2 separate regions of the Homo sapiens genome follow, and region 2 is linked to region 1. A link is a contact called in ENCODE POLR2A ChIA-PET data. All regions are on one chromosome and are shown on one strand. Each heading gives the region's core, a stretch centred on a gene start or an enhancer-like site at or near the end of the contact. The rest is flanking DNA. Distances are from core to core; before and after follow the strand shown.

Region 1 (2,700 bases), core at 118-2,617:
GGCAGAGCTGGCACGCCTCCCTCCACCCAGTTCTACCTAGATCGGCCCCAAGGGAAGCAGCAAAGAACCCAGGAGAGCAGTAACTTGCCCGGGCACCGCCCCGCCCAGCATCAGGCCCCAGAATACAGAAGAAACTGGCAGAAACACTATGGAACGTCCCTGCCCCCGGGCCCGCCAACCCCCTCACTGGGACAGGTTCTCAGCCCCAGCTGCGCCCGGGAATGATCTGGGGAGCCTACTAAATGCAGATTCCTGGGCAGCGCGACGGAACTACAGCATCCCAACACCTGGGGTGGGCCCCAGGAATCTGCCCGTTTCCCAAGAGCCCCAGGTGGTTCTGACGCAGAGGATCTTGAGCCCACCTTTGGAGGAACTCACAGCCACTCGCCCCACCTCATCTAACACCTGTTGAGAAGCCCCCCAAGGAACTCGCTAAGCCAAGGTCCTCGAAGGCGCGACTCCTAGCCCCAAGCTAGGCCAGGCCGTCGCCATCTCCGCCGGGGATGCGCGGCCGAGCGCCACATCCCGACTCCACACGTCGGCGAGCCGGGCGCGGGTGCAGGACACTGCTGGGCTCCGGGACGGCCAAGGTCACCCGCGGGGCTCGGCAGGGGCTGGCTCGGCCACGGGGCTCCTCCTCGACCCCCTTTCCTTGAGAAAACAACTCCCACCCCTCCCCTCCCCGTCTCGCCCTGCAAGACGGAGATGGCAATTTCCACAACCTTCCCTGACGGAAAAACGTGCGGGCGAGCAGGCTGCCATTCCGGGCGCACAACCCCGCGGCACACAGCGGGGCGCCCGCCCGGGCCCCGCCACCGCAGCGGCTTCGACATCCCCAGGGCCGCGCTAGGTCTCGGCAGCGCCCTGAGGGGAGGACGGGCCCCGCCATGCCGCGCCCCAACCGCCGGCCCCGCTTTACCTCCAGAAGCCCGGTGCCCGAGGCCGGCCGAAAGCGGAGAGGGGCCCGGGTCCGGACAGGCGCCGGCAGAACAAGACCCTCAGCCCCGCGCGGCTTTGCGCGCACAACGAAACCCCCCAACCCACCGCCCACCCCACCGCCCAGAGGCTTCTAGGACTTGTAGTCCGCCCGGTCACCCCCCCCACCACAACCCGCTCTGAGAGGCTGGGGACTACGGTGCCCGGCATGCACCGCCCAGGCGCCGCGGGCGGGGGCGGGGAGGGGGCGCCACGGTCCGAGGTCACGCCCCGACCTGAGGAGAGCTGGCGCCCAGACCCTTCCCCCGGGGAGGAGGGCTCCCGCGCGAAGCCGTCTCCGAATGCGTCCAGTCGACTCACCGTCCCCGCAGCCCTGGGGCAGCGGCCGCAACAGCAGGACCGAACGCCTCGGCAGCTGGCAGTCGCACTTCTGTCACAAGGAGGCGGGTAGACTTTGGACCAGGGCCGAGGCCCGGGACGTCACGGTGGGGGGTGGGGTCTCGGGAGGCACGTGATGCGCCGTGATGACGTCAGTGGGAGCGGAGGCGATTTGGCCTAGAGCTGGGGCTGAGCACGTGGGATGGTCGGGGCCTGTTTGCCCAATGTACACGAGGCTGGAGAATAGGGAAAGAACCGTCCCTGTGAGCGCCTCCTCTTCACTCATGCCAGCAACAGGGCAGGGCATCTTCCTCCAGGGCTGCATTTTTTCTTTTATGCGACTAATATTTATTGAGTTTGGGAGGTGCATTACATAAAACCTTGAACCACACGGTCACTGTCCCTGCGCTTGAAACTGCCTTTGCAAAAATTACAACAGAAAATTATGACAGTGAAAGAGAGCTGACCTAACCCACTCCATCTTGCTTCTAACCTCCAGGTTGTCCTTGTTCATTCCTAGGCATAGGCAGAACTAACTTTGGGAGCAACTTAGTTTATAGTTTAATATTGAAACAAAGATAGTTAACAGCCCTTTCCCAAAACAAACCCCCTTGTTGCCTGAGAACCAGGCTTCCTTTGTAAGAGTAACACGTTAGCTACAAGATTAGACATTATAGTTTAGGGCCCAGCTCAGTGGCTAACGCCTGTAATCCCAGCACTTTGGAAGGCTGACGCAGGTGGATCACTTGAGGTCAGGAGTTTGAGACCAGCCTGGCCAACATGGTGAAACCATGTCTCTATTTAAAAATACAAAAATTAGCCGGGTATGGTGGCACGCACCTGTAATCCCAACTACTAGGGAGGCTGAAGCCCAAAAATTGCTTGAACCCGAGAGATGGAGGTTGCAGTGAGCTGAGATTATGCCTCTGCACTCCAGCCTGAGCAAGAGACTGAGACTCCATCTCAAAAAAAGAAAGAAAGAAAGAAATTACGGTTTAGGAGTCATGCACCCAGAGGCCACAAGATTCTAAACCTCCCCAGTTGATCCTAGGTATAATATCACTATTGTAAAACCTAAGATTGGTACTCTTAGGTGTTTTTCTGACCCTGCAGTCTGATGCACCAGCCAAGGCCACCTAGAGCTGTAATCTGACTCAACCAGTTCTTGCATCCTTCAACACCCTGTGATTTCATCTCCCACCCCACCAATCAGCACTCCCTACTCCTTGGCAGCTTATCTACCAAATTACCCTTTAAAAACTCTAGGCTCTGAATTTCCAGGGAGACTGATTTGAGTAATGAAACTTTGGTCTCCCATTCAGCCAGCTCTGTGTGGATTAAACTCTTTCTCTATTGCAGTTCCCCTGTCTTGATACATTGGCTCTA
Region 2 (2,700 bases), core at 132-2,631, about 24 Mb after region 1:
AGGAGGATAAGAAGGAAAGCATGCCTGATTCAATGTCACTCGCCATAGGAAGCCACTCCAATCTGAACACTCATGGTCTCATAAGCGAGTACCTAGCCCCATCCTGCATTTGCTTCTGAGACTGCAATTTATAGTTTAACCTTCATGAATTTTCCTACACAGATTACAGTACAGATCAGGTCATTTACATCTTGTGTCTTTGTCTTGTAATCAGTACTACAGAATTTTGCCCTTGGTGCTGTTCTCTGGTCATTTCAGAATGGCAAAAGTTTTAAAATGCAGGCTCTAGGGTCAGGTTCCCCAAGTTTGAATCCAAATGTGCAGCTTGACCTTGGCCTAGTTATTTAATGTGTCACTGTTTCTTCTTGTGCACAAGTGGGGACAGTAAAAGTACCTAACATATTGGGTCATTCTGAGAATTAAATAAAATGTAAAATACATAGTAAACACAATGTCAGGCATGAAGTGTGGGCTGAAAGTCACTGTTCATACGTCATAGATATTAGGCTTCTCTACCCAGAACATCAACTGTCTGGAAAGATGCTCTATCTAGTATGTCTGTATTTTCTACAATATCTACCATGGGCTGGTGGCTCAACTATCTTAAAGACCAAATTCAAGACAGTAAAAGGAACAAGAAAACTGTTGGTATCACTTTCAGTTTCTCAAGAATACTGGTAATTCCTCCAAATTGAAGATACATGTGACTCTTTACATTTTCCCCTTTAAGGGTTCTGACCATAAGCAGACTTCTGCTCACACGCAGATTCAATCTGTGTTGAAAAACAGGAGACTGCTAACACTGAGACTGAAGGTGGATAATAAGGTGCTTTTCCCTAAGATGTAGCAGCTAGAAGGTGGTTTCCTCAAACCCTGATTAAATCTGTAATATGTTACCTAATGGCCTCTAAAACAACCCCCTCTAAGCATAACCTTTTTACAAAATTAATCTTGGGGAATAATGACTATTTTTTAAATTTTTTTTAAATAAAGATGGGGTCTTGCTATGTTGCCCAAGCTAGTCTTAAAACCCCCAGGTTCAAGCAATCCTCCCACCTATGCCTCTCAAAGTTCTGGGATTACAGGCATGGGCCAACATGCCCAGCCAAAAATGACTATTTTTTAAAGACACTTCTATTAAGCTTTTTGCCATCCTTTCCCAGAGCCTCATTTTGTATAATCTACTAGGAGGTGAATCATATGGGTCTCCTATATTCAGGTTCATGGGCTCATAGATACCAAACCTCAACAAAATGAGGACTAGTATCCCAGAGTGCCATTCAAATATCCCTGTGGCATATCTAGAACAGTGTCATTACCCTATTTGCTGTATATAAAGGTTTCGAAGAAAAGTGATTCTATCCCTGCTGCCAACGAAGGTTAAAAAGTATGCAAAACATATCCGGTGTGTTACAACACATGCGATTAGCAAAGATATTCAAACTCATGTAAACTTTCTCTGAAAGCTAACAGGATTACCATAGATGTCTAAACTCTCAGATCATCACTCTCACTTCCCTACACCCTTCACCACTGCAAAAAAAAAAAAAAAAAAAAAAAAAAAAGGAGAGAAAAAAATCTTTGACCTGTAGGCCTGCACACAAGTATGAGATGAAATACTAAGCTTAAAATAACATGCATGGGAACCAGGGCGAGTGACATCTACCTATCCCCCTCCTGAAGTCATTCAGCTCAAAAAGCCAGAAAGCTAGAAAAGTGCATCAAGGAAGCCCCAGTCAGGAGAACGACATTCAGAACAATGCTTCCTCCCATCTCTCCCTCCGGTCACTACTGCTCTTTTGCATCCCAGCCCGTAGATATTTTCCTTTTCCTTTTGTTTTCTGGAGGCACAGGTCTTGCTCTGTCGCCCAGGCTGGAGTACAGTGGCACAAACTCTATCTCCCGGGCTCAAGCTATCCTTCTACCTCAGCCTCCCAAGTAGCTGGGACCACAGCTGCACACCACCACATCCAGCTGATTTTTGTATTTTTTGTAGAGCTGGGGTTTCGCCATGTTGCCCAGGCTGGTCTTAAACTCCAGGGCTCAAGCGATCCGCCTGCCTCAGCCTCCAAAAGTGCTGGGATTAGAGGCACGAGCCACCGCGCCCAGCTGACACTTCCTTTAAAAAAAAAAAAAAAAAGCACAGCATATTGAAGTGGAAATCTCACTTTATTCCTCTATTTAAAAAAAAGAAAAAGTGGTGAAGCCCACTGACCCTCCACAGTCTAGCAGTCAGCAGGGCAATCAGGGAAGCCCAGAGACACTGGATGACTCGCTCAAAGACACACAGCCAGTGAGCAGCCAGCCAGAATCTCAGCCCCAGCCACACCCATGTGAGTTCCTTTCCTTAGCCTGACTGTGATAGGACAGCGTAAGGCCAAGCAGAGGGAAGACCGAGGTACAAATATACATTGATGTAATTCATTCTAAACATTGTGTACAAGAGTTGCAGGAGAAAAAAAAATGTCTTCTACTGAAGCAAACAGACAACCACAGCATGTAACAGGACTGCTAAGGCTGGGCAGGCGCGCCCACCCCTCTATTAACACAATCTGGAACAAAGTCATCCCCTCGCATGAGAAAGGCTTCTTGTTTTCTTGTCTGCAGCTTAGATCTAGACATAACTTTGCACAATATCTTCACACAGACATTTAATATTTGATTAAAACATACACTCTGGCTGCATCTAAACATAATTTT

Evidence for each region. ChIA-PET counts read pairs that join two places held with the same protein, here RNA polymerase II (POLR2A).
Region 2: POLR2A ChIA-PET joins it to region 1 with 11 read pairs in T-cell. The contact joins the enhancer-like site here to the promoter of CDIP1 in region 1. POLR2A ChIA-PET finds 5 or more read pairs at or near these places in 2 of 52 experiments (T-cell and WTC11).

The regions. Positions count from the first base shown.
Region 1 is chr16:4,537,406-4,540,105 of GRCh38, forward strand. CDIP1 (cell death inducing p53 target 1) reads right to left here and starts at 1,368. Exons shown (of 6, transcript NM_013399.3): 1 at 1,297-1,368. It also overlaps a transcript of C16orf96 not described here. RefSeq lists silencers at 765-984, 995-1,284.
Region 2 is chr16:28,187,135-28,189,834 of GRCh38, forward strand. The region is part of intron 1 of XPO6 (exportin 6); the gene reads right to left. Among named protein-coding and RNA genes, the nearest start is that of XPO6, 23 kb to the right of the region's middle. RefSeq lists enhancers at 538-707, 1,792-1,841 and a silencer at 2,234-2,373. Within about 2 kb of position 1,382, at least 11 of the 41 ENCODE cell types and tissues checked have a DNase peak (open chromatin) inside an H3K27ac peak, as active enhancers do.